Regions from separate parts of the Mus musculus genome. Here region 1 is linked to region 2. Evidence: chromatin loops called from intact Hi-C (ENCODE). Cell type or tissue: left cerebral cortex. All regions are shown on one strand. Links, peaks and the distances in the headings refer to the core of each region. The heading gives the core; the rest is flanking DNA.

Evidence for each region. A loop is a pair of places that touch in the nucleus more often than their neighbours do. Peaks named below come from ENCODE experiments on the same cell type or tissue, not always from the same donor. Only the 100,000 strongest peaks of a DNase experiment are listed, where the experiment ranks them.
Region 1: a loop joins it to region 2, with 2.7 times the contacts of the local background. A loop is called at or near these places in 2 of 42 quality-filtered maps.

Annotation. Positions count from the first base shown.
Region 1 is chr7:27,191,153-27,201,375 of GRCm38, forward strand. Snrpa (small nuclear ribonucleoprotein polypeptide A) reads right to left here and starts at 5,119. Exons shown (of 7, transcript NM_015782.3): 1 at 4,839-5,119; 2 at 4,292-4,404; 3 at 1,718-1,890; 4 at 452-628. The coding sequence starts at 4,382. It overlaps BC024978 (cDNA sequence BC024978), which reads left to right and starts at 4,629. Exons shown (of 7, transcript NM_001243888.1): 1 at 4,629-4,955; 2 at 5,754-6,214; 3 at 9,402-9,470; 4 at 9,868-9,992. The coding sequence starts at 5,862. In left cerebral cortex, for the core only: no CTCF peak of the experiment used is centred there; DNase peaks (open chromatin) are centred at 2,801, 4,656, 5,126 and 7,440; H3K4me3 peaks cover 2,375 bases; H3K27ac peaks cover 1,531 bases.
Region 2 is chr7:27,251,934-27,262,156 of GRCm38, forward strand. It overlaps Coq8b (coenzyme Q8B), which reads left to right. Exons shown (of 15, transcript NM_133770.2): 13 at 328-393; 14 at 4,679-4,765; 15 at 5,290-6,016. The coding sequence ends at 5,592. Numbl (numb-like) reads left to right here and starts at 6,828. Exons shown (of 10, transcript NM_010950.2): 1 at 6,828-7,028. The coding sequence starts at 7,005. In left cerebral cortex, for the core only: CTCF peaks have their summits at 761 (motif pointing left) and 3,958 (motif pointing left); DNase peaks (open chromatin) are centred at 3,975, 5,244, 5,504, 6,005 and 4 more places; H3K4me3 peaks cover 3,009 bases; H3K27ac peaks cover 3,923 bases.

The DNA of each region.
Region 1 (10,223 bases), core at 1,298-9,297, 60 kb before region 2:
AAGCATTTATTTACTTCTGTAGTAATAGCTTAGCTTACTGCAGGGAAACAACTAACTCTTCATTCCTTCTCCTGCTCATAGTACTGCGGATTGGATGTACAGTCTCCCACAGGCTACGTCAATTTTTGTAGTTTATAATCCATTAGTCTCTCTAAATGAAATTTGCCTATTTCCAATAGTAGGCTGGTAAATTTTTACTTTCTATAAAGACATGGACTTAGCATGAGCATGCACAAACATGAACTCGCAAACACACACACACTGAAGTAAAGATACACAAAACCAAACCAAACTCAAAAAAGAAAATTAGGAGACAGACCTTCCCAACACTCCAGGGTACGCAGGAGAGAGAGAGGCCTGCTCCATCCATCTGGCTCCCCCAACAATGGGACAATCCCCTCACTCTACCCCACACAAAGCCATGTGGGACACTTTTCTGCACCCTGCTTACCGGTACGGGCTGGACAGCCCCCACCACGGGCGCAGCTGCCCCACCCTGAACAGCCTTTTTGGCAGCAGGTGTCTCCTGACTCTTGGGCTTCCTCTTCTCTCGTTTGCGATCTCTCTCCACATAGGTGCCCTTCATCTTGGCAATGATGTCCGAGTCAGTCTTTGCGTACTGGATGCGCTACCAATCAAGAGCAAAAAGGCCCAGGGCATGTAAATCAGGGAAAACTGCTAGCGTTCAAAATGAGACATCAAAGGAGCTTGCTAAGAAAAATCAGAGACTGATTGGTGACAACTTCCTTGTCTGTAAAATGGGGATATTTTCCACTTGGCCAGATTATTGTAGAAACTTATTGGAAGCAGCAATAGCTGGACTATAGGAAGCAGCTGTAACTGTAAGCTAGAATAGGCGCTTACAAGCTCTCCTAGGAAGAACCCAGAACACATGCTCAGACACATACTTAAACATTTTGAGACAGGGTCTCACCATATAGCTCTGGCCTGAGGTCCCAGGAATGTTACAAAGTAAACCTTTCAAATACAATGGTCAGGAAAAGTGGAAAAACAAAAGGAAGGGGTGAGAATCCTGTGGACACTGAGCATCCACCTAGCAAGAGAACAGCCAGAAAGTGAAGGGATGAGAAAGCTGGGCCTGGGATCCTAGACTGCACTTCTGCCTAGCTGTGCTGAGGATTAGAGGAGCGAGGAGGCAAGGTCACATGGACAAGGGGGACCCTTTGTGCTATTCTAGGAAGCTGTAAGGAGGGACGAGCACTCTCAGAAGAAGCTGTGCTGCGGAGACAGGGCTGGGTGTGTGGAGGAGCACTTGGGGGTGAGGGACAAGCAAGCAGAGGCGTGGTTAGAACAAGGCTTCAGTGGAGGTGGGCAGTCCAGGCAACAGCTACAGTGATAGAATGTCTGTAGGTACGGAAGACAAGTGCTGCTCAGAATCCGTTCTTCACTTGGGTTCCACCATAGTTCTGTGGTGTTTTAGGCAGGTTCCAACTCTGCAGTCCAGGTTGGGTTGAAACTCTTGGCAATCCTCCTGCCTCAGCCTCATAAGCCACCACACTCAGATACTCGATCAGTCTGTGACCCCACAGCCCCCGTATAAGGAACACAGGATGAAAGGAACAACAAAAAAAAGTAGCATCCTTAGGGACCAGCATAGGCCACAGGAGGCCCATAGCCACCCAGTCTCCTCCCACACAAACACATCAGCCTATACACATGCACACAAACACACAAACTTCACGCTCAAGACACTCACCATGGGCTTGTCGTAGAAAGGGAAGCCCTGCATGGAGCGCAGGGCATTGGTGGCGCTGGTGACCTCCTTGAAGATGACGAAGGCCTGGCCCCTCATCTTCATGATCCGAGACACCAGGATATCCAGGATCTGGCCAAACTGGGAGAAGATGGCATACAGGGACTTCTTGAGCTCTGCATTTAGGGAAGACAAGACACACTGTGACAAATGGCTGGACACTGTGTCCTGGTACTTGCACTATCCTCAGAGGTGGACCAGCCAGGCATGGTGGCGCACACCTTTAATCCCAGCACTTGCAAGGCAGAGGCAGTAAGATCCCTGAGAATCTGAGGCCAGTCTGGTCTACAAACCAAGTCCTGGACAGCCAGGATTGGCTACACTGAGAAACCCTGGCTGGGGATTGGGGGGGTGTGGGGGCGGGGGAGAGAAAAACGAAAAAAAAAAAATCACAAAACCAAAATGTCAGCCCAAATAAGGGGCCACCAGCCAATTGACTGAATACCCAGAAATGCTACATCTCAAAGCCCACAGTAACAGAAACAGCCAATAGCCACTCAAATGGACATGTCTACGTCCTACAAGACGTGGGCAGCTATAATACCTACTACAAACTTGCTGTTCAAATAACAAACACTTCTTTTCACTCTTAAGCTAACCTTCCAGGCCTTTAAGCCTGACATGCCATCGATTCCTTCCTTCCTTCACTTGTTTATTCAAGGTAGGATCCCATTCTATAGCCTGAAACTGTCAACAATTCTCCTGTCTCAGTCTGACTCACAAGCACGGCCTCCTAGTGTCCGCCACACCTCAGCCGTTGTACTCTTCACTGAATGCCCTTCTCCTGACATCTCCATGACTGCCCCTCTAGCCACTTAAGTCTCAGCATAAATCTGCAGCCTCCCTGCAGGAAGCTCTCTCCAACTTCACTGTCCAGATGTCCCCTTATGGCCCTCTTCTTACCCTGTCTCCTGCTGACATCACAAGTCCACTTACCGACCACCACTAACAGCTACAAGCCTGTCAGTTGGACATGCTGGCCCCACCCGAGAATCCCAACCCTCAGGAGCCTGAGGCAGGAGCACCAGGTACCTGAAGTCAATCACAGTGGGACCTGGGAAGTCAGGCTTACAGGCAAGCATGCGTACCAGCTGAGTCATTTCCCAGTCCTCCCACGACACTTTTCTCCAGTTGGTCATAAGAACCAGTATTTACCCTTCCTTAACTTCTGAATTACTTCCACAAAGCAATGCACCAAGGGGCCAGTGCAAGGGCAGTAGAGCATCCATCCACTTCACAAGCCTTCACGACCTGAATATGATCTCAGGAACTCAACAGCTGAAAGACAAAGGCTTCTCTAGAGGGGTCCTGACCACCCTCATGCATCCATTTATAGATGCACACAAAATAAATACATAAAAATAGTCATTTGTGTTTACTTTTTTAAAAATGTGTGCCGGGATTCAGTCTTTGCAGAAACTTTCTAACTATGGGCCTTACTTCCAGACAAGAACTGAATTATTTGGTAGGGATTTCTATTTAAAAAGAATCTTAAAAAAAAAAAATTTTATGTGTGGATTTTTTTTTTTTTTTTTTTGCCTGCAGAAGCCAGAGGAGGATGTCGTATCCCCTGGAACTGGAGACACACACAGTTACGAACCTCCCTGGAGGCAAGGAATCAAAACCAGATCCTCTGTTAGATCAGGCAGCATTCTTTAACCACAGAGCTCTCTCCAGGCCATGCTGATTTTCTTAGTTGCTGAGATTTGAACCCAGATCCTTACTCCTGCTAGGCAAGACTAACACTAGCTACATTCCTCAAACCTTTTGGACACTGGGTCTTGCTATGTCGCCTCAGCTGGTCTGGAACTCAAGCTCCTCCTGCCTCAGTCTCCTGAGTACTGGGATTACAGCCCTGTACCTCCACACCCTAAAAGAAACCGTTTGTCTTTGGTTTCTTTTTTATCTGCTTTGGCCATGTTGTCCCAAATGGTTTCAAACTTTCACTCTTCCTGAAGAACAGAATTACAGCCTCTGCCAACCAGCCCAGTCTAAGAATCTGCTTAAGCAGAACCCCACATTTCTGTCTCATTTTTCTTGCTATTTGATCCCAGGCAAGTTATGCCACCCAAATTCCAACTACTTAATCTGAGAGGCTTGTGAGAATTAAAGACAGTCAAGACTTAGAACGCGGCACAATCACCCACATCACAAAGCCATCCATTGCCCATCCCTCCTGTGTGTCATCTGCATTGTAGTCAATCACTGAGGCCACCACCCAGAGGTCAGTGGACAGAGACAGTCTCATGAAAGCAGACTGATGGCAAGAACGATCCTGGAAGGCTTCAAAGGAAGAAGGGACCTATGAGCTAAAACCTGGAAGATCACTAACAATGCGCAGATTAAAGGGCAGAGTGTAAAACCTAGGGTGAAACCAAGGAACCAGTAGGTACAAAGGCCAAAGTTAACTCCTAACAGACAGAATGGGGAAGGCTGAAAAAGAAATGTGGATGCTAGAGGTGAAAAGGGGTCAACTCTTGTGATATCACCTTGAGTCAGGCTACCCCAAGAACTCACCATCCTTCTTGATCTTCTCATTGAGATTGTTGATATAAATAGTGTGGTTGGCACGGGTCTCGGGAACTGGCATGGTGGCTATGGTGGCCATGGTGTGAGATGTTCAGGTACGGCTTAAAGAGGAGGAAAAAGCGACTTTAGCCCTAAGTTTCCCAAATTCTTTGTTCCAAAGGGCTGATGCTCAGGGATCGCCCTTCCAAGAGGAAGTCGAGTAAGACCGGAATTGGAAGAGGATGTCACAGCTTAGCAACAAAGCCAGCACAGGCCCCCGCTTCTCCAACCCGCGTGCTAAGGGAGAGCTAGAGAGGTTAACTACGAATCCCAGAATGCTCTACGAGTCCCGGCAGGCGGAGCACACCGAGCGGCGCTTCCCATTAGTCCACGTGCGCGAAAGGCGTCCCGGGAGGAAAAAAGACCCCGGATGTCGGAGCCAGTTAAGAAAGTAGGGGCCGACTTGGAACATCCTAGTCTCTCAAAGAGAGGCCTCCCGAAGTGCTCCACCCGCCTCCCCGGCGCCGAGCAGCGTCTACAACCCGCGGGAACCCACCACCTGAGCCGTCGCTCCCGCCGACAACGCCCGCCGAGCTACGCTGCACAGACACACAACTATCTTCCCCGGCAACGGCTTCTCCCTTCCGCGAGCTAATCACGGCGGGCAAACTCGGTAAGTTCAGAGTCTCTCCCCCGGCCTCAGCGTCTGCCAAAGGAACACTTGGGGTCCCGCCCCCTGGACGCGAGGGAACGGACCAATCAAAGAAGGGCACGAGCTTCTGGCCAATTGGGACATGGTTAGAGCTCTGGTGCATTCTAAGACTGCCTTTCGGAAGCCACACCTCTTCCCCTTCCGCCAGTATCACGTGACCTTCAAGAGCGTTGTGCTGGTTGCGAGTTCTATCACGTGGGATGGGAAAGGACAGGTGGAGGCTGGCCGGGTGACGTCATTTCCTCCTGGGGAGGCGCTTGTGCAGATTCCTAAGTTCCTAAATTGATAGGTTTATACCAACTTAGTTGGCCTTTGATCGCTGAGTTGCTGCGACTCTCATACTTCCCCGCTAAGCCCATGACCCGCCCACCATTAGGCTGTTTTCTCACCCACGTGCCTTTTTTGTAACCTCTTAACCCTAGCTCGTAAAGTCAAGGTTTCAAACTCAGGCCCGCAATGCAAAAAGTAGGCAAGTCACATCCTTTAGACACCTCACAACAGATCTGAACCTCCGAATAACAGAAGTGACCAAAACTAGCTTAGCTACAGCAGATGAGATGACACCTACAAAATGTCCCTTCTAATGTAGCCCCAGCCCCATAGCACAGACCACCCTTCGGGATCCTTCAGCATTTGATTTAGCCCAGTTTCTCTTTCCACTGTTTCAAATACTAGCCCAGGTTCTCCCAGAACAACTGGCCAGACACCATATTCTGCTATCAACTCCAGTTTTAATTTTTTTTTTTTTTTTTTTTACAGATCTCAATGTGCAGGCCTGAATATCTCTCATCCAGTTCCTTTAAAAACTGAAAATCTCCATCCTTGGGAGATTTGGGGAGAGCCTCTTATTCTTCCTGTAGACCCCAAATGACTTCTCCATGCTCTTTCCCCCTAAAACCCACAATCTCTCCAATAATTCATGAGACCCCAGACACCAACATTCCACCTCCTTTACCTCTAAATCCCCCGGACCTAGCTTTACCATCCCCTCCTTGTAGTCTCCATACATCTATTTCATCCCCACTGCCGCCCCCTCCCCCCCCTCCTGCTCCTCCCCCTCCCCCTCCCCCTCCCCCTCTACCCTCTGCTGTGGAGCCTGTTCTCCCTCATGTCTATGGCCTGAAGAACAGCCAGCTCCTGAAGGAGGCCTTAGAGAAGGCTGGCCCAGCCCCCAAAGGCAAAGAGGATGTGAAGAGGCTCCTGAAGCTGCACAAGGACCGGTAGGGTCTCCAGCCCCCAAAACCAGCCCAGATCTCAGACAATCACCTGATTACAAGTCACCACAGCCACCCTGCTCTTTGCGGTCCCACTTCCTTGATCTCAAACAGCCAGATGCCTTAAGTACCCTACTTAGTTAGCTTCCAGCAATAGAGAGAACAGCTTCTGCTCGGGCCTGGCTTTGACACAGAAGCCAGTGGTTCTGTGCCTCCAGACAGTGACTCCAGAGTAGCCAGAGTTGTGATAATGGAGCCCAAGGACAGATCTCAGTGTTGGCTTCTAGAATCGAAGCAGCTACAAATGCTAGTGAGCACGTTATGCAGGCCAGTGCCATGAAAGCAGACAGTACCGAGCAGATCTACAGTAAAGACTTTTTAAAGAACTGGCAAAGTGGAGCTGGAAACACAGGGTCAGCAGCAGCGGACGTGGAGTTGGATGGAGGGATTTGGACTGTCCTGAGGTCTGGTGAGCCAGGGAATGACTTCGCTGAGAGAGGAAAGCTACTTTAGAGAATGAAGGTCATGAATCGAGTCCAAGGTCTCAGGAAGAGAGTAGTGCACACAGGGACACGCACAATAAGGGAAGAGACTAGAAAAGAGACCACAGGCCCTTGTCCAGATTGATAAAGAAACTCCTAGTTCCTGACATAGTGGCAACATGCCTGTAATCCCAGAGCTCAGGAAGCCAAGCAGGAGATGAGGGAAGGCCAGCCTGAGCTACATAGTGAGACCCTGACTAGGAAGGAAGGAAGGAAGGAAGGAAGGAAGGAAGGAAGGAAGGAAGGAAGGAAGGAAAGAGGCTCTTACGCTCTCTAACCACATTTGTAAGGTACACACACCAAGTACTCCAGCCACCATCATCAAAATTAAATGCAGAAAACCTGTCACACCACAAAAGTAGTTTGTGTTAGACACTACTCTGAAGGAGTTGTTCACTTTGCTTTATTTTTTGGTCTGTTTTTGTTTTGTTTTGTTTGTTTGTTTGTTTGTTTGTTTGAGAAAGGACCCATGTAGCCCAGGCTGACCTCAAACTTGCTATGTAGCTGAGAATACCTTGTTCTTTCTTCCTCCACATCAGATTATAGGTATACACTGCCAGCACTAGAAATGGTGGTATGAAACAGAGTCTCTCTGTGTAGCTCAAGCTGGCCTGAAACTTGTGGCAGTCTTGCTTCTGCTTCCAAAGTGCTGATACTTCAGGCATGAATCACTGTGGTTGGCTGACTTTTTAGATATTTGTTGTTCTCAGCAACTTCCTAGGAGAGGAACTGCTACTTTCCTGCTGAGGAAGTCCTGGATGAGAAATCTAGGACTCTTAGAAGGATAGAAAGATGACCCTAGTTAGAAGCTCTTGCTGCTCTTACAGAGAATATGAATTGGGTCCCCAGCAACCACATAATGTGGCTTAAAGCCATAGCACCAGCTCTGAAGGATCCAGCATGTCTGGCCTCCGTGGGTCCCAATGACGAAAGCTGAAGGTCCCGCTCAGCCACTTTACAAAGGGACAGGTCTCCATTTGAACTCCAGGTGCCTCTAAGCACCCTGCTGTGGTCTGGAGTTCTCTTAAACTGAGAACCTGGAGCTTTGTGTATCCATCACGTGCGCGAGCATCCCCATCACCACCCCTGGCTTGCCTTCTCACCGTCCTTGGAATAGACAAAACAGGCATGTGGCCTGAGGGACCCGTGTTGAGGCTTGGTCTGTTGCTATGTATTGTAATGCTGAATTCTGTACAAAGGCCAATGAGTGAATTCTCAAATTTAGCAGTTCTTGTTGTGCAAACCTTGCTCCCTAATTTAAAACTGTTGAGATTTTTGCGAGACAGGGTTTCTCTGTGTAGCCCTGGCTGTCCTGGAACTCACTTTGTAGACCAGGCTGGCCTCAAACTCAGAAATCCGCCTGCCTCTGCCTCCCAAGTGCTGGGATTAAAGGCGTGCGCCACCACGCCCGGCTTGCCTGTCTCTATGTATACTGGAGAATAAAGATGCCTGCGGCCTATAACAGGGCAGAAGAGAGATAGATGAGGTTTTGGTTCCCAGGCTTGGGGTCCGAGGCAGGAACCATAAGGAGGAAGAAGATGGTGGAGAGAGGAGAAGACGCCTTAGCGTAGGTGAATCATGAAAACATGGCCATGAGGGCTGGTCAGTTTGAGTTAAGAGCTGCCCTGATGGGACATGGTAAGATATACCTCAGGGTTATTGATATGGAAGTAGACATTAATAGCTAAGAAGGTGGCTGTCTGCGCGGCTCTAGTGCTGATTAAGGCTTACTATTAATATAAAAGTTCTGTGTCTTTTATCTGGGAACTGAATGATCTAAGGTGGGGTAGATAAATAATTGCTACAACAGACTGAGGTCACTGAGACCATGTGGCTGCCTCAGTAGGCCTACTCAGATTCATTAAGGTGATCTCTTGGGCCTTAAGTATATTCCCACCTGGATTACTCAGGCTGAGTTAAAGCTATTTATTGTGTGTCTGGATGTGGGCGTGTGTGTGCGTGTGTGTGTGTGTGTGTGTGTGTGTGTGTGTGTGTGTGTGTGTGTCTCCTTCCAACATGTGGGCCTGAGGAGCTGAACTCAGGTTGTCAGGTTTAGCAGCAGCAGGCACTTTTATCCACTGAGCCATTAAGCCGTTACCCATTATATCTGATGGGGAGAGTAACCAGGAAGCACACCTTTAATCTCCAAACTGGGGAAACTAAGGCAGAAAAGTTGCCACTGGTTGGATGCTAGCCTAGGCTACATTTGGGGAAAATGTCTACCAAATAAAAAAGGAGGAGAAGGAGGGGGAGGGGGTGGGGGAAAGAGGAAGGGGAAGAAGAGAGAGAGAGAGAGAGAGAGAGAAGAAAGAAAGAAAAAGAAAACAAAACATTTGAGTATAAAACCTGCCACCTTCTAGATATTTCTTCAGAGAAATCGCTATGACTCCTGGGTGTATAGGTTCTTTGTCTGCTCTTTGTCTTTCGAGACCTGACAGGAGCTGCAGGAAACATCCAAAATGGTGATTTCCCACACACACACCAGAGGAGGAAACTGAGGCTTGCAGAGGCGATGTGGGGGGTACAGCCTCAACAGGGGAGAATGAAGTGAGCTACCCAGACAGGAGTAGCCCTGAGTTAGGACAGCTCAGTCTCCAGGGGGTGGTCTCAGAGCTGTTCCCTTGTGACTTACCCTGGTTGCTCTCCCTCAGGTTTCGAAGTGACCTGCAGTGGATCCTCTTTTGTGCTGACCTGCCATCATGCATCCAGGAAGGCCCTCAGTAAGAACCCTTCGCTTGGATTCGAGAGGGCCCTCCCACAGGCCAAGCTGCACTGTGGGACACGTACCCCCACGCTGTAGGCATCCTGGGAGGGGAGAAAAATATCTGCAGGGTATTTTCCACATCAGGATCTCTCTCCCTCTCTCCCTCTCTCCCTCTCCCCCTCTCCCCCTCTCCCCCTCTCCCCCTCTCCCTCCGTGTGTGTGTGTGTGTGTGTGTGTGTGTGTGTGTGTGTGTGTGTGTATCCATTTTGTGTTCCCCAGGTTCCTAGGTTTAACTCCCACCTACCAGCCTCTTCTCCCCACCTGGCATGGGAGGGGAGGCAAGTCATACTTTGCCCCTCTTCTGGGGATCAGTAAATACAAAGGACATGCTACAGACTGGGCTATCTCCCCAGGTGTGGACTGGTGGCCTTGTGGATGGCAGAAGCTCTTCTGTCAACACCTGACAGCGTCTCTCTGGAAAGACTAGTGCAGGTGGCCAAGGAGAGAGGCTACACCGCACAGGGAGAAATGTTCTCAGGTGGGTTGGCTGGGAAATCCCTCAAGCCCTAAGTTCCATTGGTTCTTCTCTAGGGGGACAAAAGAGGCCAGCTGAGGCACTCAAGGTGGGTGAGGAGGTCTCATTGCCATGTCCTGGCCTACCCCTTACTGTAGTAGACTACAGATGTTACCAGGACACGTCAATCCAGACTGCCTGAGTCCTAAACTCGGCTCTCTCACCATCTCTACAGTTTGTTGTGTGTCAGACCCG
Region 2 (10,223 bases), core at 704-8,703:
AAAAAACAAACAAACCCTGACAACAGAAAACTAGATCTAAAGTTCAGTCTTAAAGCACCTGCCTTGAATATACCAGTGGGTGGCCAGGGATGTGGCTCAACCACAGAGTGTTGATACAGAGTGTGTGTATCTGTACACAGAGGCTGGGGGTGTGACTCACTGACACAGTGTTTGCCTGTGATCACCAGTGAGGGTCTAGAGGTGTTGCTCAACAGCAGGGGTGGGGCTGCAGGAGAGAGGAAGAGGGAGGCGTCCTGGCTGCTCCAGTCAGCAGTGGAAATGGTAACAGCTCCCCACATTCTGTTGTTCGTCATGCGTTGTTTCCAGGTGACTCTACTGGATTTTGGTGCAAGCCGGGCGTTTGGGACAGAGTTCACGGACCATTACATTGAGGTGAGCACAAACCTGTGGCTTCTGAAGGGCTGGGGCTCAAGCCAGATAGGGAGGGCAGGGCAGGGAGGAAAAGCAAACTGGAACTAAGAAATGCAGGACTTTGAGATGGGCCACAGTAAAGCACTTGCTGCCATGCACTGAGGAGGAGGAGGAGGAGGCAGGTGAACCTGTGAGCTCCAGGCCAGACTCTAGTATAATAACAGTATTAACAACTAGCGACTCCCACCACTTAGTAATATTACAAGTACCATCTGATTGAAAGTGGCCAGGGCTGGGGCTGGAGAGATGGCTGCTCTTCCAGAGATCCTGAGTTCAATTCCCAGCAACCAATGGTGGCTCACAACCATCTTTAGAGAGAACTTGTGCCCTCTTCAGGCTTGCAGATATATATGCAGCAGAGCACTCATACATTAAATAAATAAAAATTTAAAAAGAAAACAGAAAGAAAGTGGCCATGGCCACTTGGAGCCCCATTATGGACAGGCGAGCTTAGAGACAGACTGTCCAATCCAACAGGCCTGTGAGTGGCAGGTGGTCTGGGCCACCCTGGCCAGGGCCTCGGCGTGCAGCCTGCACCTCACAGGAAGCTGGCACTCTCAGGGGATGCTCCCTCCCCGGCTTTGTCCCTCCCTTTCTCCCTCCTAAGTCAGTCAGTGGCAGCGGCTGCACAGACCAGCCCACCTGTGTCTACACAGCTTCTGTGTCTACACAGCCTCTGTGTCTGCACAGCTTGGGCTTTCCATTCATCTATCTAGTTGTCAGTCCGACATTCTCTGACTGCCCATTGGTGCCCAGCTCTCTTCTGGATGATACTAGTGACAGAGTTCAGTTTGTGTGCCACAGCAGTGGGACAGTGTCTTAGTTAAGGGTTTCCATTGCTGCAAAGAGACATGACCAAGGCAACTCTTACGCAGGCAGGCATGGTGCTGGAGAAGACTTCTACATCTTGATCCAAGGTAGCCAGGAGAAGAAACTGACTTGCAGGATGATAGGAGGAGGGTCTCATGATCGATCCACCCTCACAATGTCACACTTCCTCCCACAAGGCTACACCTCCTAATAGTGCCGCTCCCTGGGCTAAGCATACACAAACCACCACAGGCAGTAAGGGCACGGAGGACTCAGGGCTAGGCTGAGGGAATGGAAGGCATTGTAAAAATCTAGAGGAACCTGTCCCAGCTTGAGGATTCAAGGAAGGCTTTCTGGAGGAGGAGACATTGAACTGAGAGCTGAGAGATGCACAGGACCAATCAGGAAGAGGCTAAACGGATATCCAGATAAACGTATCATGGCAGGAACCACTGCTCCAAGGGCTTGGTCTATTATCATGGCAGGAAGCATGGGGCAACAGGTGTGTTTGAGCTAAATGCTGATCCACAAACAGAGACAGAGAGACAGGGCCTGGCATGGGCTTTTGACATGTCAATCCACACCCCACCCACCCCTGTGTGACGTGACATGTTTCTTCCGACAAGGTCACACCTACTCTGACAACATCTCTTAATCTTTTTTTTTTAAAGATTTACTTATTTATGTATGTGAGCACACTGTAGCTGTACAGATGGTTGTGAGCCTATGTGGTTGCTGGGAATTGGATTTAGAAACTCTGCTTGCTCTGGTCAGCCCCGCTCACTCAGTCCCTGCTCACTCCGGCCCAAAGATTTATTTATTATTATATCTAAGTGCATTGTGACTGTCTTCAGATGCACCAGAAGAGGGCATCAGGTCTCATTACGGGTGGTTGTGAGCCACCATGTGGTTGCTGGGATTTGAACTCAGGACCTTCGGAAGAGCAGTCAGTGCTCTTACCTGCTGAGCCATCTCTTAATCTTTCTAATCCTTTCGAAGAGTTCCACTCTCTGATGACCAAGCATCAAGTATATGAGCTTATGGGGGCCATTCTCAAATGACCACAGAGGGAGTTAGGAAGATCCCTTGTGCATGGTGGTGCTTCCGAGGACAAATGGTCATTTAGGGGCCAGAGAGCTGGCTCAGTGGTTAAGAGCACTTGCTGGTCATACAGAGGACCAGGGTCTTAGTCACGGTCCTCGTGCTGTGAGGAGACATCATGACTGAGGCCACTTGTAAAAGAAAGCATGTGCTGGGGTGAGTCCATGACCATGGAGGCAGGAGGATGACAGCACCCAGGTTAGCTCTGTAGCAGTAACCAAGAGCTCCTATTTGATCTCCAGGCAGGAGGCAGAGAGAGCTAGCCCAGCCTGGTGTGGGCTTTTGAAACCTCAAAGTCATGCCCCAGTAACACACTTCCTCCAACAAGACCACATCTCCTAGTCCTTCTCAAACAGTTCTACCAACTGGGGCCAAGTGTTCAGTATTCAAACATACGAGCCTGTCAGCCATGCTTTTCCAAACTGCCACACCGAACCTCAGCACCCAACGCCCATAAGGGCTCATATCCGTCAGAAAGCAGGGCACCAAGAGCCCTTCTTTGTCCTTCACACAGGGGCCTGAAGGAAACTTGTATTCTGATTAGACAGGCAGGAGTTGGGTGGAGCCAAGACATCCTGGGCCCTGCCTTGGGCCCCTCTGGAGTAGGCGTTCTCACCTCCTGAGCCCAGAGGAGCTGTGAGAAGTTACAGAGGAGCCCCCTGGAGGGAGACCCTGTAGACATAGGGCCATGGCGAAAATGGCCTTGAAGACAGGAGAAAAATGTCTGAGACAAGGCTGAAGGCTCTGGCCTGAAAACTTTTAAGAGCACCTCTAGCTGTTGATAAGGACAAAGACCCAGTGACATATAATACCATGCCCACACCCCACACTCACGCGCACATAGGACATTGAGGCACAAAGCCAAGGCCTCCACAAGTACTTGAACCGCCCTATCTCTTATCAACATTGTCTTCCCAAAACTTGGGTCACCTTAACCTCTTCTAATTAAAACAAAAACAAACAAGTTTTAGATGGATGGGATGGCCTATAATCAGAGTGCTTGGGGTGCTCAAACAGGGCAGGAGTCATAAGTTCAAGACCAGCCTGGGCTTCATATGGAGACCTGATTTATTTGTTTGCTTGTTCGTCTTTAAGTGTGTACACACATGCCCTCATGCACCGTGGGGACACATTGGGAGGTCAGGGGAAAATCTGCCGGAATCAGTGGGGCCTGAGGACCAAATTTAGGTCATCTGACTTGTCAGCACCTTTATCAGCTGAACTCCCTTTAAAAAAAGAAAAAGAAAATCAGCCCATTTCTATGGAACCCTAACAGATGCCCAGACAAGTCACAGGCAGGGGAACCTATAATAGAATTGATAGATCCGTCCCGGGCCACCTCCCAAAGGCAGTGTGGTACAGTGTGTCGGGGCTGGACAGGTTCCTTCCTCTCCCTGCTCTGAGCCTGCCTCTTCTGCACAGGGACCCTGGCACCCAGTGACAGCAAAAGTAGTCCCCAGTGCGACAGATACTTCCTTTTCAGTCACAGTGCTGAGGCCACACAGTGACCCCATGCAGAACCCATTCCACAGATGAGAAGGCAGAGGCCCAGCTACAGTTTCTCTAGAGTCTCTAAAGCCAAGGGAGCTGTGGTGCTTCAATGCCTCCCTCTGCAGGACTGGACAGGAACTGAGCTCTGCAGCAAGCATCCTGAGTGCCTTGTCTCATGGCCAGTGCCGCTGCACCCAGCTCAAAGTCCAAGGGGGAGGATGGCCCTCGGGCAACCTAGGATGCCATTCCATCCTTGTCTAGTGTCTGGAGCCATAAACAGATGTGACACTCTACTCTGGGCCACCCATGTGGCAGCTTCCAGGCAGGTCTGCATTCCCACTGGATGACAGAGCCCCTGACCATTTCCTCCTGCAGGCTCTCCAGAGGGAGATAGAGCAGGGACAGAGTAGGGGGAGGGAAGCTTCTAGGTGACAGAGTGTACCCAGGTAGAGAAAAAGGTGACCCAGGTTGGGCAAAGTATCTCCTCCCCACTTCTCTCCCTCCCCCCTCTCCTTAACAGTGTTCCTTGGTAGTCCAGGCTGGCTTTGAACTCATAATAGTGACCCTGCCTCCTGAGTACTAGGTAGGTAGATATAAGTACTGCTCTACCCTTCTGGCTAGTATTTCCTATTATCTAGGCCCTCCCTTGTAGCCTGGTGTGATGGTACAGACCCCTAAGCCTTTAAATCCGGGCTAGTGGGGGCAGGAAGATCAGGAGTTCCTGGTTATCAGCTACACAGTGAGTCCGAGATAGTGTAGGCTGTATCAGACTCTGCCCCAAAGCAAAAACCAGAACCCCAAGCCTCCCTTGACCCACGGTGGGCTTTGCCCTCTGACATTCCAGGTGGTGAAGGCTGCAGCAGATGGAGACAGAGATCGAGTTCTACAGAAATCCCAGGACCTCAAGTTCCTTACAGGCTTTGAAACCAAGGTTGGTTGCCCCTGAGCAGAAGGGAGCTGGTTTGTTTGTGGCTGTGTTTTCTTTTGGGAACAGATGAGCCGCATAGCTCTAGTAAACAACTGGAGAAAGGGTGGGGATCTGGGGGGAGGTAGAGACTTCTATCCCAGGGCAGTGAGATTACTAAATGCACTAGCTTATACTGAGGAGCCCCGGGGTGAAATGGAGGGTGCTGCCACTAAGTGGGGGAGGCACTATTTATCTATTCTAGAGATCCTGGGTTTGAGGAATAGAGGGGTTACTTGCCTGAAGAAAGCAGGGGCTCCTGGAGACAGGGGGTGCTGTGGGTAGGGGGTGACTACTTACAACTCCCAGGGGATCTTGGGCCAGTAATGCCAACCTTCCAGCACTGAGCCACGCCCCCTAGGCCCTCACTGGTGAATTCTAGGCAAGCTCTACCAGTGAGTGAGTCACGCGGCAGCCCTTGCAGCTTGCCTCTTCAGAAGTAATCAGAGGACATTATGTCCGTCTGGATGCATCTGCCATCCCCACCCTAGGCATTCTCTGACGCCCACGTCGAGGCAGTGATGATCCTGGGGGAGCCCTTTGCTGCCTCAGGCCCCTACGACTTTGGGGCTGGAGAGACTGCTCGCCGAATACAGGGCCTCATCCCGGTATTGCTTCGGCACCGGCTGCGCCCACCGCCTGAGGAGACCTATGCTCTACACCGCAAGCTAGCTGGGGCTTTCTTAGCCTGTGCCCGTCTCCACGCCCACATCGCCTGCCGGGACCTCTTCCAAGATACCTACCACCGCTACTGGGCCAGTCGCCAGACACTGCCGCTGCCAGCAGCCTCCTGACTAGGGACCTCCCTGCCGACCCCACCATGACAGATTCCATCCAGGGATACCAGCTCCACAGCAGGCAGTCCCCTCCTCCTCTTTCTTGGTCTCCAGAACCTAGTTTCTTGCCTTGGATCTTTGGGCCCCTGGAGTTAGCTCCCTGATCCTAAGTGAGCAACCTTGAATTCTGAGGCTAGGAGCCAGCAGAATCCTGCCACCATCTAAGTGAGCCTTGGGTCCACTCTCATGTGAAGGAGACGCCCCTCGGCCCCAGGTCTTCCAGGATCTGCAGGGGAGATGGTGGCTGTTGGGGGCGGTCCTCACCTTTGCCTCCCTTGCTCCTCTACCAGCTGCCTTCTTCCCGGGTTCCAGCCTGTGTATTGGAGGGTGGGGGTGGGTGCTGATCCTTTCCTCCGAATAAAGGCACCCTTTCCCTGCCCCCAGTTCTTTTCTCTCTGTGCTAAGGGGGAGGAGCTCACAGGCAGCTCCAGGTGCAGATGGCCAGACCCCCCACCCCACCCCCTTGTCTAGGGCCATCTGTTGCAGGGAACCTCCTCCGCCCCCCCCCCCACGTGCTGACCACCTGCTCCAAGGGCTGTGGCAGCTGAGAAGTACCCTTCTATCACATACTCGCCCCCCCCCCCACCCCCCAGCTTCAGGCTCCCTCCTGTTCCTGACAACCTCGCCTTTGCTAATGGGCCCTAATGCCCCTAACAGCTGCTCTGCCAAACCTACAGGACAGGGGTAGGGGTGCAGCTGAGTCCAGAACTAGGACCTGGTCTAACCCAATGCCCACTTCTCGCAAGCCAGAGTGATCTCCCTCCAGGACTCCAGGGTCTGTTTCTTTTCCTTCCCCTCCTCTCCCCTCCCCTCGCCTGCAAAAAGTGCCTCGTCACCGCTTCTGCCCGCCCCCGCCGGGCTGGGAGAACCGTGGGGTTAAGCAAGATTTGAGGACGAGGCGCCTCCCAAAGCAATTCTTCAGAAGCAGAACCATAGGGGATCTGAGGTCAGGGGTTATGGAAGCAAATAGAACCTGCGCCTCAACCTGAGAGGCACTCCTCTAGGGATGCGTGCAGGTTCCCGCAAGGCCAGACCAAGGGGCGGGGCGGGCCGGCCTTTGCTTGGGAGGAGACCCGGTAGTGTTTATGTGGGGGCGTGGTCTGCGGGAGGGCGGGGTTATCTTTTGCATATACAGCAGGCGGCGGGCCAATGGGCGGGGTCGGGGCGGGGCGCCGAGGGAGGGATGCTCCCCCGCCCCCGGAACGGAATCCTCCCGGGAGCCGAGCTGGCTCGCGCGCTTGCATCCCGCACCAGCCGCCGGCCCCGGGCCGGGCCCGCGTCAGACCGAGCCGCCGCCACCACAGCAGCAGCAGCACTCGGGAAGCCGGGCCCAACCGGGGCCGCGGGAGGCGGGGGCGCCCGGGCCCTGGATGTCCCGCAGCGCGGCGGCCAGCGTGAGAAGGGCGGGCTCGGGGGGCTCGGGCCGGGGGCGGCGCCGCTGCTGATGTGGCGAAGGGTGGGAGGCGGCAGCAGCGCCCGGATGGAGAGAAGATGCCAAGGCTGGAAAGGGTGGTCCTGGGTGGGGGTCCGGGAACAGGTTCCTGGCAATCCCAAACCTGCCAGACTGGGGTCTGGTCCAGCACAGGCCATCTCTGCGAAGGCCCTGAAAATAGGGATCCTGGAATACAGATTCCCCCCAAATCATGGACAGGGCTACATAAATTCTAGGTAAAACTCCCTGGGCAAGGTTTGGCGTTCAGGGTCCGGATACGGTCCCCTTTATCAAGCTGAGGCCTTAACTGAGCCGATTCCAGACAAAATCAGTACTCTTCCCTGCTAGAGGGTTTCTTTGAGCACAACAGCCCCCTGGGCGATGTCTTGAAGATGAAGTCCCTGGATAGAGCTGCCAAGGCTAAGGCTCTGGGGGATGGGGGGGCGGTTTCCAAGTACTGTCTACTCCCTGGGGTCCTGGATCCAGCCTGTCCCCCCAAGCCCTTGGGCGGTGTCCCAGGCAAATCCCCTTCTCAGAACAAGGTCTCTGTGTCTGAAACTCCACCCCAGCGTGAATAAAATAAGGAGAATTTCAGGCATTCCCCTACCCCACCTCCACCCCATGCTTAGTCAGGGGTCTCAAGACATTGGTCTCCTAGGCCACCCCTTTTGTCCCTAGGGCTGCTCAGCGTCTAAGAGAGGCCCCACCCGGAGACAATGCTCAGCTTTCCCTTGCCCCCCAGGCTCCAGGATTCAGCCTGGGCTGGGGGCGGCTCCCCAGAGACGGGTGGAAACCTGTCTGTAGCCTCTGTGGTGACCAGCGGCTTTGTGTGGTTGTGTGTGTGTGTGTGTGTGTGTGTGTGTGTGTAAGGGTTGGGGATGTGGCTAGAAGTGTGATCTGGTGTTTGTGTGACTGTAGCTGTGTGTGTGCTTGCATTACAGCTGGCAAGGATGAGGTATCCTGCGTTGTCTGCCTGCATGCTTGTGGTTGGATGTGGTGATGTCTGGTGTGTGTGTGTGTGTGTGTGTGTGTGTGACCGTGGATGTGATGGCAGCCGTTCACTGTTCAGACTCCTGTACTTTTTAGACTGTGTTTAAATAGATATGCATATGTCTTTTTGTGAGACCCTGTGTGTATGTACCTTGGTATGTGTCAACATCTGTGTTGGGTTTGAGGTTGGACTTCTGTGTGGCTGACTGAAGATGTGGGTGGAGCTGTAACTGTGTGTAAGTAGAATTGTGACTCTGACCATGTGTGACACAATGTTGTGCTTATGTCTGATTTTTGTACTGTGTTCATTGCGACTCTGGGTGTGCGACTGCCATTGTATTTGAAGTCACATCGTGCCTGTGGGGCTGGACCTCTGGGAAGGCAGTGTATATGACGGTGGTTGTGTGTTCCTTGCCATGTCTGTGTATGTGACTGGGGTTGCATAAGTGACTGTCCACCTAGCCGTGTGACACCGAGTGTGCACTACAGCCTCCTGTGTGTGATTTGAGTTGCGAATCTGACTTCTCTGAAACTCTAGTCTATTACAAAAGATTAATTGTGTGGGACTCAAGCTGTGGATGTTGCCTGTGTGCCAGGGGTGTGTATGGGATTGGCTTCTATTTCCTCTGTGTGTATGTGTGACCCACTTACCTGTTACCCTGGGTGACTCCATGCTGGTGTCCTAGACTGTGAAAGTGTGTGTGCATATGTGCCTATGTGATCTGGTGATGTCATGACTGTGCACATGGCCATGTCTGGGACCATATTTTCCTCTATAAGCAGTATAATGCTGTAAATGCTGCGTGTGGGCCATTCCGTTTATGCGTATACCCAACTGTGTACTTCTGGTGTGGGGAACTGAACGGTGTGTGTTAAGTGTCTATGGGTGAGGTTTTGAGTATTAGTGAGGCTGTGACTTTGTATATCTGTCCACGTGCCATGCTAGTGACTGATTACATGTGGCCACATTCTTGTCTATGTGACGTGAATCCTCATGGAGACTGTTTATCTGTGATAGGGTGACGTGGTAGTGCTGTGTGTGGGACACCAACGTGACAGATGGCCGGGCACCGTGGGCACTGATGCTGAGTGACGGCATACACAACTGTTTCTGGAATGTATGTGACAGTCTGAGGGCAGCCATCCTTGCTCCTCTCCCCTCCCCACTCCCCTCTTTGGCTGCTTGCATGCTATGTCTGTAATGCTCAGGCTGTGGCCATCAGCATCTGTACTGTGTAGCTGTGTATAAAGACTAGTGTATACACAAGAGTGGCTGTCACAGAGGACTATGTAATGGATATAATGACCAAATGTGTGTCACTAGTATTATGTGACGCTGAAAGTATGGCATCCAAAAAGGTGTGTTGGTGTGGCTGCCACTGTCTGAGGTTGAGTGGTCCTTGTGTATGCTGGGATGGGAGGTAGGGGTGCTTATTAAGACCAGTGTGTGCCTCAGTCCAGGTAGGCATGGGGGCATATGCAGATGACACTGTGTCACTGTGTGACCAAATCGGTGACCACTCTGGATGTGTTTCTGCTAGTGTGGCTGCCTGAGGAGACACAGCTGTCATGAAGTATAGCTGGACATGTATCAGCCTTTTGTGTGTGCCTGGCCCAAGTCATTGTACATAGTTAAGAAAATGAGTGAACAATATCAGCTGTTGGTATGTGTAGGTGTATCTGGTGGGCTGGGACGCACTACAAGCATGTGGGCAGATGGCCATCATAGAACTGTTTATGTCGGTGAACACGACGAACATGAAGGGGCCAAATGTTTAGTGGCAGTTGTACCTTGTGACCTGAGGTACATAGCTGTTATGATGTCTGTGTGGTAAAGTGTGCTGAGCTGTGACCAAGGGCCAAGGATGTCAGGAGTGTATGGCCATATGTTTGTGTATAATCCTGGACATGACACTAGAGAGCAAAGCCACTCACTTTACATTATCGCCTTGGGTGTTGAGCCCTCCCCCCTTGATCAGTGTCCCCCAACACACCTACTCCTTCCTGGGCCCTTAAAACCAGGTGGCTGGTCTCCCTGGTAACAGTTACTATGACTACCAGGGTTCCTACTAGGGAGCCTGAGATGGAGGGGGTTGGCTAAGGTCCAAGGTGGGGGTTGCATAGGGGACCAAATCCCCCGCCCCAACAAACTTCTCATCGTCTCACT